2 separate regions of the Homo sapiens genome follow, and region 2 is linked to region 1. The links are chromatin contacts, found by Hi-C or POLR2A ChIA-PET in ENCODE. All regions are on one chromosome and are shown on one strand. The core of a region is the stretch at or near the end of the contact, and the rest is flanking DNA. Distances in the headings are between cores, read along the strand shown. Region 1 has its middle 120 kb from the start of C1GALT1C1. Region 2 has its middle 36 kb from the start of LAMP2.

Region 1 (6,332 bases), core at 2,253-4,752:
ACCTCTTAAAGGCACCACCTCCCAATGCTGCCACGTTGGAAACCAATCCTTAATATGAGTTTTGGTGGGGACAAACAATATTTAAAGCATTGCAGATGGGATTTGGAAGTGTGGCTTTTAGGAGGTAATTATGCCATGAAAGTAGAGCCCTCATAAATGGGATTAGTGTCCTTTTAAGTGACACAAAGAGATGATCTCTCCCTCCACCATGTGAGGGCACAGCAAGAAGGCAGCCATCTGCAAACCAGGAAAAGAACCCTCACCAAGAACCTCGATCTTGGATTTTCTAGTCTCCAGAAGTGTGAGCAATAAGTGTCTACGGTTTAAGCCACCCAATCTATGGTATTTTTGTTATAGCAGCCCAAAGTGACCAAAACAAAGGCCATCTAATGAACCTTCCTCCCCTTTTCAATTTCAAAATAGCCTGTGCAATCTTTTAATTAATATCCTCTTGCCTGAGCTTGAACTTCTCTTGTGAGGAGACAGAAAACATTTTGCTTCTGACCAGAAACTGCCATCACACATGTTTCTTTGTTCTTTGATGTTGACACAAGTATACAGCCTTTGAAGAACTTTTACTACTGCGGCAAACTAGACATAAGGCCACTTGTGTGCCCTCACCTTTGCACTGTCTTTTTCTCATCTTTTTAAACTTAGCTGTTGTGGAGAGAAGGACAAAAAAGTACACAGGTGATGTTGGTGTGCTGGAGTATATACAGGATTGAAGTTTGATTTACGTACTTCACTCTGAGGGAAACACAAACCAGGCACAGAAAGTTGGATCCAGTAAGAAATCCTTAGTATTGGGAGGGAAGGGGAAATTCTGAATGCAGATGTGTATGTCTTCTGGTCCAGCTGCCTTTGAAATAATTTCAACATCTTCTGAGAAAAAGGAGGTGGAAGAGAAGAGTCGTCTCTTTAAAAAACCTTAGTAGGACATCAGCACATGAGCATGCCGGTTTGGCTGTGCCTCTAACAAAAAGTATCACAAAGGGAAGAGAGATCTTTTCCCCCTATGCAGAATAATATATTGCCTAGCTTTGGCATTTCAAGGGCCCCAGTGCCTCAGCTGTAGCAGCAGATAGCAGTGCCCAGTGGATGCAGGGTTGCTTAGCACAGGCACCAAGAGATAAATAGAAGGGCAGCAAGAGCAGCCCCTGGCAGGAAGCAGACATCCCTTGGGGACTCTAATATTATTAAGGGGTCCTTTGATAGAGGCCAAATTCTGCATAAGAGATAAAGGCAAGAGCTGGCAAAATTTGGAAGAGTGAGAGATTGTGTGACCTTTTATATACCTGCAGGCTGGCAAGGTCTGGGGAAACTCAAAGTACACACAGTTTAGAGAAAAATCCTGGACCACTGCCTGCTACCCCAGTTCCAGACATCACAGAAAAAGGGGTACATGTCCATATAATAAAGATCTCTTTCAAAAGTCTCAGAAAGGCTTTTCAAATACGTACAGCCAACTGATCTTTGACAAAGCATACAAAAACATAAACTGGGGAGTGGACACCCTATTTAATAAATGGTGCTGGGAAAACTTGCAAGCCACAGGTAGAAGAATGAAACTGAATCTTTATCTCTCATGTTATACAAAAATCAACCCAAGATTGATTAAAGACTTAAATCTAATACGCGAAACTATAAAACTTTCAGAAGATAACATCGAAAAAACCCTTGTAGACATTGGCCTAGGCAAAGAATTCATGACCAAGACCCCAAAAGCAAATGCAACAAAAACAAAAATAAATAATTGGAACCTAATTAAACTGAAAAGCTTCTGCACAGCACAAGAAATAATCAGCAGAGTAAACAGACAACCCACAGAATGGGAGAAAATCTTTGCAAACTACATATCTGAAAAAGGACTAGTATCTGGAACCTACAAGAAACTCAAACAAATCAGCAAGAAAAAAAATCTCATTAAAAGGTGGGCAAGTGACATGAGTAGGCATTTCTCAAAAGAAGATATACAAATAGGCCAGGCGTGGTGGCTTACACCTGTAATCCTAGCACTTTGGGAGGCCGAGGCGGGTGGATTACTTGAGGCCAGAAGTTCAAGACCAGCCTGGCCAGCATGGCAAAACCCCATCTGTCCTAAAAATACAAAAATTAGCCGGGCATGCCTGTAGTCTCAGCTACTCAGGAGGCTGAGGCACGAGAATTGCTGGAACCCAGGATGCAGAGGTTGCTGTGAGATGAGATGGAGCCACTGCACTCCAACCTGGGTGATAGAACGAGACTCTGTCTCAAAAAAAAAAAAAAAAAAAAAGCCCACAACAAAACAAAAACCAAAACCAAACAAACAAAAATGGCTCAAAATCACTGATCATCAGGGAAATGTAAATTAAAACCACAATGAGATACCACTGTACTCCTGCAAGAATGGCAATTATTAAAAAGTCAAAAACCAATAGATGTTGGCATGGATGTGGGGAAAAAGGAATGCTTCTACACTGCTGGTGGGAATATAAATTAGTACAACCTCTATGGAAAACGGTATGGAGATTCCTTAAAGAGCTAAAAGTAGATCTACCATTCGATCCAGCAATCTTACTACTGGATATCTACCCAAAGGAAAATAAGTCACTACATGAAAAAGACACTTGTACACATAGGTTTATACCAGCATAGTTCACGATTGCAAAGATGTGGAACCAACTTAAGTGTCCATCGACCAATGAGTGGATAAAAAAAATGTGGTATATACATATATACACCATGAAATGTTACTCAGCCATTAAAAGGAATGAAACAATCTTTTGCAGCAACTTGGATGAAGCTGGAGGCCATTATTCTGAGTGAAGTAACATAGGAGTGGAAAACCAAAAACTACATGTTCTCATTTATAAGTGGGAGCTAAGCTATGAGTACACAAAAGCATACAGAGTGATATAATGGACTTTAGAGACTCTGAAGGGGGAGGCTGGGAGGGGGGGCAGGGATAAAAAACTACACATTAGGTACAATGTACACTACTCGGGTGATGGGTGGACTAAAATCTCAGAATTCACCACTACATAATTCATCTATGTAACCAAAAGCCACTTGCAGCCCAAAAGCTATTGAAATAAAAATTTAAAAAAATATATTAAAGAATTAAAAAACCCAAAAACAAAATCCAAAATTCTCAGAAAGGCTTTTAAAATATGATACATGGGAGAAAACCCTGCAACAAAGACATGAGGTCCCATCATTATTGTGAATTAGCCCCTTGATCAACAACCATCACTTGAACATACACGGACTGCAGCAGCAAATGGGTTAGAAAAATGGGAGGCTAGCTATTTGTTCTTTAGGGAGACAGAGCTATTAGGGCGATGTCTGGCTGAGTTATTGAAGGAGAGGGATGTGTTCAAGGTACAAAATGGGTCCTTGAAATAGTTTCTCGTATGATGGCTCAGAAAGAAAAATAGGACTCCAGCCCTTCACATGACGGCAACCACCATTTGTTACTGTCTGCTGCATCTAGACTGGAATGGGGTCTGTCAGTGAGCTTCATGTTGACACAGGTGCTGGGGAGAGGTTGAAGAGGGGGAAGTTAGCTGGAGACACTGCTGTCAGGATCAGCACTGGGGCAGAGAGGAAGCAGCTGCGTTTCGGTGGTAGAAGTGGGAGGGGAAGGAAGAGGGGTCTGCAAGGGTTCTGTACATCCTGCACTGACAGAACTCAACAGCCCAGCCCTGCCTGGCTGGCCCTGGACAAGATAGACCCTGGGCAGCAACTGGGAGAAGGGAAGAGGAGAAGGGGAGCTCCTGGGGCCAGAATCATTCAGCAGAGGCTGTGGTTTCAGTGCATACCTTTGTGTGAAAGGAGTGCACCAAATCATTGAGTTGGGCTGTAATTCCAAGGGCTATAATTATAATTCCAATTCTTTTTTGTTTGTAATATTTCAAATTCTTGGTTCCTAGATATTGATCAGCAAAAAATTCCTCAGATGGCAATAGCCTCTTTTCTCCTGCAGCTCTCTCCCCACCCTTAGCCCTTACAAAGTAGAGCAGGAAGCTATTTTCTTTCCTCATTTCCATGGGAGAAGGAAAAAAGAAATAATAACAAAAGCCCATATTTGTTGAAGACTTTCCATGAGCTGGGCACTCACAACAATCCTGAGAGGTAGGTATTAATATTGGCCCCATTTTACAGATGAGGATATTGACGGTCGTTTACCCCTGCTTATTTCCTTCACAGTGCTGATCACAATCTCTAATCGTCTTATTTATTTGTACCCTTGTCTGTTCACTCCCATAGAGTGTGCACTCTATAAAAGAGGACTTTTGTCTATTTTGTTCGCTATATATGTGCAATGTGTAAAAGTGGGTGTGTGGCACATCACAGATTCTCAGTAGCTTGTATTTCTGTCAGGTTTTGGATTTGATTTTACCCCACTTACAATCAAATAATTTAGCTTGTTACTGTTTTATGATTGCTGGAAGAAAATACAAGACTTCTGGATCAGAGACAGACTGTATTACTCACAACACATTAAACAACATGAGCATCAGCAAGTTTGTGTCACTTGCCCTTGTCCCCAAGTCCCATAGGGATGACACAGAGGGACCCAAATTCATGCTTTATATGCAGTCGGTTTACATCACAGCTGTGGGACAATGACACTAAGCTTGGGGAGCCCAGAGTTTTGTAGCAAGCGGTAAGGATTCCCACTCTTTGTCCCAGAGGCCATGTTACCTCACCCCTGAAAATTTCTCACTGCCACTATTAATATAACCCTGAGAAATGTCCCTGGAAAAGAGTTGCCAGGGCCTTGCATTCTTGGCATGCCCAACAAGAAGTATAGGAGCATAAGAGATCCAGGGAGGAGTGTCTCCCAATATCCTACCCCACTTACCCCACTTAATTACTTCATGCAGAAAATGGGGATGACAGTATCTACTTGATATAGTAGCTATTAAGTGAGTTATGTGCTCAAATGTCACTTTTTCAGTGACACATTCCCTGACCATCCTACTTAAAATAGAGGTCACACCTCCAGCATTCTCTGAAAATACTACTTTATTGCTTTATTTTACTTCACAGCACTTACCACTATTGAATATACTCAACATTTCACTCATTTATCTCTCTCATTGTCTGTCTTCCATGAAATGGAATGCAATGCAGGGATATCTTTCATATCTCTCTGTCCTGCTTATGACTGGATCATCAGTGCCAAATTCAGGGCCTGGCACATTTTAGGCATAAATAATAAAATACTTGTTGAATGGGTGAAAGCACCCAGCCCAGTGCTTGACACAAAAAAGGGCTTCATATATACTAGTTTCTCTTCCACCCTGCTCATGCCTGTCTCCCTTTTTTTCAAACTGCCCATACATCCATCAATCCCCCAACCATGCTTGGGCTCCGGTCCACCCTCCCACCTGCTCTATCATCCCAAGCCCCTGCTGAGTTGCCCGTGCACACCCAAGAACCCACCCTCCCTCTTCTCCTTTTTCCTTCCTTCCATTTGGCCAGTGGGGGTGGGAATTACTACCTTCTAAATCTGAATCTGAGCGCACACAGAAAATATGATGGGGGTCCCACTTTCCACAGGAGCAGTAAAAAAAAAGATAATCATAAATTCTCCCATGTTATTGAGTGCTGAACATGTGCTGTATCATTTACACGTGTTTGCTCAAGTAGTCTTCACGGGAACACTGGAGGGGGAAGTATTATTATTGTCCTCACTTGACAGATAAGGAAAATAAAGCTCACAGGGGCTAGATGACTTAACCCACCTATAGCTGGGACCAGAACCCATGCAATATAACTCTAAAGTCCATGGTCCATTGAAGGGCCCAGGAACTGAAGGTAAGTCTATTGAAGACAGAAGGTATTAAATGAGCCAAGGGTATGTAATTTCTAACCTCTCCATGGACTTCCTGCCTCCTCCCTGAACTTCTGAGCTACTCAGTGGGCACTTGTATTAGCCTCTCTTTAATGCAGAGGCCTTATCTCCATATCTGGTCTAGACTGCAAACTTATTGTGGATAAGCCCATGTGTTATTACTGTCTGTGGCACTCATAACTTTCACACAGCAGGCTCTTAGTAAACAACAAAGGCAATGACCATAGCATCAGCAGCAGGTGTTGGAGTCACAGAACTAGGTTTGAATTTCAGCTTTGATTTGAACTCGTTTTGTGACCACGGGCACTTTGTTCCACCCCTCTGAACCTGTTTCCTTGTCTGTAAAATGGGCATAATACAAGTACTTATTTCAGATGGTTGTAATTTACAAATGAATTCAAATGTAGTGATTAGAACAGTGCTTGGCATGAAATAAATATTCAAGAAATGTTAGCTATTTATTGTTGCTATTATTATTAGAATCCCTATA
Region 2 (6,332 bases), core at 1,269-3,768, 240 kb before region 1:
GAAAATCTGGATCTACACAAACGAATGAAGAGCACTGGATATGGTAACTACATGGGTAAAATGCACAAGATTTTTTTTCTTATAATTTAAATCTTTATATTTGGCTTAAAACAAAAATAATAACATTGTATTGTGCAGTTTATAACATGTAGAAAAAATGCATGGCAACAATAGTGGTATGGTTTGAATGTGCTTCATTCAAAATTCATGGTGAAACTTAATCTCCACTGTGGTGGTATTAAGAGGTGGCGTTTTTGGGGAAATGATTAAGTCATGAGGGCTTTGGCCTCATGAATGGATTAATGCCATATAAAAGGTCTGGGATGGGAGAGGTGGCTCACACCTGTAATCCCAGCACTTTGGGAGGCTAAGGCGGGTGGATCACTTGACTCCAGGAATTCAAGACCAGCCTGGCCAACATGGTGAAACCCCGTCTCTATAAAAAATACAAAAATTAGCCAGGTGTGGTGGTGTGCACCTGTGGTCCCAGTTACTCAGGAAGCTGCAGCAGGAGGAACGCTGGAGCCTGGGAGGTTGAGGTTGCAGTGAGCCGTGATAGTGCCACTGCACTCTAGCCTTGGTGACAGAGTGAGACTCTGCTTCCAAAACAAACAAACAAAAAGAAGGTGGACTGTAACAGGTTAAAGATGTATTACTATAAAACCTAAAGCAACCACTAAAATAACAAAACAGAGAGTTATATTTAATAAGCCAACAAAGGCAATAAAATAGAATCATTAAAATGCTCAATTCATACTAATTTATTACTTTTTCCTTTTTTTCTTTTTCCTTTTTATGTGGAGGTTTTCTGGAAAACCAGAAAACCTGCTAGACAAATTCTAAAAGGGCTGTAACACTGACTTTCCTTTTTTGAATCATGCTTTTGCCCTAAATCCCATAGATTTTCTCCTATATTTTTTCTAAAAGTGTTATAGTTTTACATTTTATATCTAAGTCTGTGGCCCACTTTGAGTTTTTTTTAATACGGTGTGAGATTTAGATTGAAGTTCATTTTCTTTTGCTTACAGTTGTCCAGTTGTGCCAACACCATTTGTTAAAAAGGCTATTGTTCCTCCATTGATTTGCTGTTGTATCTTTGTCAAAAATCAGTTGGAATAGCAAACTATATGTTACATGTACTCTGCCATAATAAAAAAAGAAGAAAAAAAACCAGATGCGTTCTTTCTTCTGTTGCATTGATCTGTATGTCTATATTTCCACCAATATCACACGGTCTTTATTACTGTAACTACATATTAGGGCTTAATATCAAATACAGTAATTCCTCCCACTTTATTCTTCTTTTTCAAGAATAAGCTTGTTTATTTCTACAAAAAGCCTAGCTGGGATTTTGATAGGAATTGCATTACATCTATAGATCAGTTTGGGAAGAATTGCTATCTTTACTATGTTGTGTATTCTAATCCATAAATATGCTATGGCACTCCATTTATTTCAGTCTTCTTTGATCTCTTTCATTAGTATTTTGTAATTTTCACCATACAGATCCTGTATGTGTTTTGTTAAGTTTATATCTAAGTATGTACTGTTCTTTGGAACAATTATAAATGGTATAGTGTTTTTCATTTTGGTTTCCACATGCTCTCTGTTAATATATAGAAATACATTTGGCTTTTGCACGTTAATCTTGAATCCTGCAAACTTTCAAGCTCACCTATTAGTTGTAGAGGATTTTTGTTGTTTATTTGCTTGGTAGATTCATTAGGCTTTTCTATATAGAAAAGCATGCCATCTTCAGGTAAGGACAGATTTATTCTTCCTTTCTAATCGGTGTTCTTTTTATTTCTTTTTCTTGTCTTATTGTGTTGTGTTTCCAGTACTATGTTGAATGAGTGATGAGAGTGAACATCCATGCCTGGTTTCTAAACAGGTGGAAGCCAGTTACTCTTTCACCATTAACTGTGATGTTAGTTGTAGGGTTTTTGTAGATGCCTTTTATCAAGTTAAGGTAGTTCCCCTATCATGCTAACTTGCTGAAAGGTTTTTTTTTTTTTAAATATAAATGGGTGTTGGATTTTGTCAAATGTTTTCTCTGTGTCAATGAATATGATAATATGATTTTCTTTCTTGAGCCTATCGATATGGTGAATTACATTGGTTTTTGAGTATTGAACCACGCTTGACTACAGGCATACATTGTTTTACTGTGCTTTGCAGATATTATGTTTTTTACAAATTGAAGATTTGTAGCAACCCTGCATTAAGCAAGTCTATCAGTACCATTTTTCCAACAGCATGTGCTCACTTTGTGTCTCTGTGATAGCATGTTTTAACAATAAAATATTTTTAAAGTATGTACATTGTTTTATAGACATAATGCTATTGCACACTTAATAGACTACAGTATGGTATCAACATAAGCATTTTATATGCACTCTTTCTCCTTTTTTTGTGAAGGTTTTCCAGAAAACCTGCTAGACAAATTCTAAAAGCTGTAACACTGACTTTTTCTTTTTGTGACTCACTTTATTGCAATATTTGCTTTATTGTGATGGTCTGGAACTGAACCTGCGTCATTTCCCAGGTATGCCTGTACTGTGATGGCTAATTTTATGTCTCAACTTGACTGGCCATGGGTGCTTAGATTAAACATTATTTCTGGGTCTGTGAGGATGTTTCCAGGTGAGGTTATCATTTGAATCAGTGAACTCAATAAGTAGATTGCCTGCCCTGATGTGGGTGAGCATGATCCAATTCACTGAGGGCCTGAATAGAACAAGAGGTGGAAAAAGAAGAAAACTGCCCTTTTTGCTTCCTGTTTGCTTGCCTGAATTGAGACATCTCATCTCATCTTCTCCAGCCCTTTGGCTGGGATTTATACCACTGGCTTCCTGGTTCTCAAACTTTCAAGCTCAGACTAAATTATACTAACAGTTTTCCTGGGTTTCCAGCTTACAGATGACAGATCATGGGACTTCTCAGCCTCCATAATTCCATGAGCCTATTCCTCAATTCCTTGTGTGTGTCTCTCTCTCTCTTTTTCATCTCCTACTGGTTCTGTTTCTCTAGAGAACCCTGACAAGTACAAACACCTGGAATAAATCCTACTTGATCATGGTGTATAGTCGTTTATATAAAATATTATATTTTATTTGCTAATATTTTGTGGAGTAGTTTTTGTGCCTATGTTCACAAAAGATACTGGTCTGTGGCTCCTTCCTCCCTCCCTTCCTCCCTCCCTTCCTTCCTTTCTTCTTTCCTTCCTTCCTTCCTCCCTCCCTTCCTTCCTTCCTTTCCTTCCTTCCTTTCCTTCCCTCCCTCCTTCCTCCCTTCCTTCCTCCCTCCCCCTTCCCTTCTCCTCCCTCCTTCCCTTTCCCTCCCTCCCTCCCTCTCTTCCTTCCTTCCTTCCGATACTGTCTTAGAATTTTGTATCAGGTTAATAATCGCCTTATAAAATGAGTTGGGAAGTGTTTCCTTCTCATTTTCTGGAAGAGATTGTGTAAAATCTTTTTCAAATGTTTGGTAGAATTCTCAGTAAAACCACATGGGCCTGGAGATTTATTTTTTTGAGAGCTTTATAGTTATAAACCCAATTTATTTAATGGTTATAGGACTATTCCGATTATATTGGTTCAGTTTTGATCATTTGTGATTTTTGTGGTTTGTGGCCTATAGTTTGTAGAATTGGTTCTTCTATGTTGTTGAATTTATGAGCATAAAGTTGTTTACAGCATTCCTTTTATTCTTTTTTTTAAATGTTTGTGGGTACAAAGTAGGTGTGTATATTTATGGGTACATGAGATGTTTTGATACAGGCACGCAATGTGAAATAAGCACACCACGGAGAACGAGGTATCCATCCCCTCAAGCATGTATCCACTGAGTTAATAAACAATCCAATTACACTGAGTTATTTTAAAATGTACAATTATTAGTGACTATAGTCATCCTATTGTGCTATCAAATAGTAGGTTTTATTCATTTTATTTTTGGAGCCATTAACCATTCCCACCTCCCCACCAGGCCCCCGCTATGCTTCCCAGCCTCTGGTAATCATCCTTCTACTCTTTATGTCCATTAGTTCAATTGTTTTGATTTTTAGACCCCACAAATAACTGAGAACATGTGATGTTAGTTTTCCAGGGCCTGGGTTATTTCACTTAACATAATGACCTCCGGTTCCATCCATGTGATTGCAAATGACAGGATCTCACTCTTTTTATGGCTGAATAGTATTCCATTTTGTATCTGTACCACATTTTCTTTATCCAGTCATCTGTTGATGGACACTTAGGTTACTTGCAAATCTTAGCTGTTGTAAACACTGCTGCGAGAAACATAGGAGTGCCGATATCTCTTTAATATACTGATTTCCTTTCTTTGGGGTATATACCCAGCAGCAGAATTGCTGGATCATATGGTAGCTCAATTTTTAGCTATTTGAGAAACCTCCAAACTGTGCTCCATAGTGACTGTACTAATTTACATTCCCACCAACAGTGTACAAGGGTTCCCTTTTGTCCACATCCTTGCCAGCATTTGTTATTGCCTGTCTTTTGGATATAAGCTATTTTAACCGCGGTGAGATGATATTCCATTGTCGTTTTGATTTGCATTTCTCTGATGACCAGTGATGTTGAGCACCTTTTCATATGCCTGTTTGCCATTTATATGTCTTCTGATGAGAAATGTCTATTCAAATCTTTTGCCCATTTTTTTAATAGATTATATTTCTTAGAGTTGTCTGAACTCCTTATATACTTTGGTTATTAATCCCTGGTCACATGGGCAGTTTGCAAATATTTTCTCCCATTCTGTGGGTTGTCTCTTCACTTTGTTGATATTAGGTAAAGCAAATCGTCTCATATGTGTCCTCAAATATTATAAACATTTTTAAATTTTAAAAAAGTAATTTAGTTTTAAATTTTTAAAAAATTAAATAAATGGTATCACAGTGGATGTATTTTCCCGTGCTTTTTTGCACGCCATTGTTTTAGACATTTATCTGTGTTGACACATATAGTACTAATTCATTCAACTGTTATATAACACTGTATTTTATAAATGTAACACAATTCATCCATTCTGTTGAACACTCATAGCTTGTTTCCATTTTTTTAATACTCACTACAGACAATACAGAAATAAACATTCTTGTAGATTTCTTTTCAAACATAGTGTGAGATGTATATCCTAAGATTAGAATTACTCAGTCATAAGATGTCAGCAGCTTTGATCTTACTAAATATTACTATTGCTTTTCAAAGTAGTTGTGCCCATTTATATTCCTACCATAAATGAGACTACATTCCTCATCACGCCATCATTTAATGCTGTAAGGCTTTTCCATTTTTGGTAATCTGATGCATGTGAAGTACAATACCTTACAGTTTTATTCTGCATTCCTCTGACCATAGTGAGATTGATCTTATTAATGTATTGGTCATTCGGGTTTCCTTTTCTGTGAATCCCCTATTCATATTCTTTGCTCGTTTTTGAACTTACCTGTTTTTCTTATTGACTTATGAAACCTACTTATATTTTCTGAATATTAATCCTGTGTTGGTTATATGCACTATGAATGTCTTCTCCCAGACTGTAAGTTGTCTTTCTGATTTGTATGCGGCCTTTTGATTAGTTATATTGGAACTATCTCTCCAATGTTATTTTTGTGCTTTGTATTAACTTTACTTTTTCTAGGCTTCTTTCCTTCTTTCCCTGTTTCACTGATCATGTTTCCCCCTTCTACTGGTTTGGATGTTGGACATTCTAATTCTTTTTGAGTCAGCCTAAAAATATATATTTTAATTTATATACAGTATAATTCATTTTTGTTGTACAGCTCTGAGTTTTGACAAATGCAGAGCTGTGTAAACACTACTACAATTAAGATGCCAAAGAGTTTCATCATGCCTCAAATTCCCTCTTAGTACCCCTTTATATATCCCTCCTCTCACCCCCACCCATGCTAATTACTGATCTGTTTTCCACTGTTAGTTTTGCCTTTTGCATAATGTAATGTAGGAATTATACCTTATGTAGCCTTTTGACTTTGGCTTCTTTCACTTAAAATAATGAACTGCAGATTTATTTGTGTTGTTGAATGTATCAATAGTTCATTCCTGTATATTGCTGAGTAGTAGTATTCCATTACACAGATGTACCATTATTTACCCATTCAGCAGTTGAAGGACATTTGGGTTGTTTCAGGTTTTTGGCAATTATAAATAAAACTACCATAAACATTTACATACAGTCTTTTGTGTGAGAATTAGTTTTCATTCCTCTTGGAAAATACCTAGGGGTGACATTTCTCGGTACCCTTAAATTTTAATATGCATACAGTCCAAAGTTAGTATATACTTTATTCC

What was found. Hi-C counts contacts between places; a loop is a spot of excess contacts on that map. ChIA-PET counts read pairs that join two places held with the same protein, here RNA polymerase II (POLR2A). Pooled maps may share reads with other maps.
Region 2: a loop to region 1 is called in a map of GM11168, with 2.8 times the contacts of the local background. The contact joins two enhancer-like sites. A Hi-C loop is called at or near these places in 5 of 168 maps with a recorded cell type or tissue (CD4-positive, alpha-beta T cell, GM11168, HAP-1 and 2 more), 10 of 37 single-sample maps with no recorded cell type and 11 of 50 pooled maps. POLR2A ChIA-PET finds 5 or more read pairs at or near these places in 1 of 52 experiments (OCI-LY7).

Annotation. Positions count from the first base shown.
Region 1 is chrX:120,745,774-120,752,105 of GRCh38, forward strand. No RefSeq gene overlaps it. Among named protein-coding and RNA genes, the nearest start is that of C1GALT1C1, 120 kb to the left of the region's middle. RefSeq lists an enhancer at 3,457-3,566. Within about 2 kb of position 3,503, at least 4 of the 41 ENCODE cell types and tissues checked have a DNase peak (open chromatin) inside an H3K27ac peak, as active enhancers do; they include PC-9, where a contact is called at or near this core.
Region 2 is chrX:120,502,238-120,508,569 of GRCh38, forward strand. It overlaps the pseudogene RNU7-68P, the pseudogene RNU7-86P and the pseudogene LOC124900489. Among named protein-coding and RNA genes, the nearest start is that of LAMP2, 36 kb to the left of the region's middle. Within about 2 kb of position 2,519, at least 2 of the 41 ENCODE cell types and tissues checked have a DNase peak (open chromatin) inside an H3K27ac peak, as active enhancers do; they include PC-9, where a contact is called at or near this core.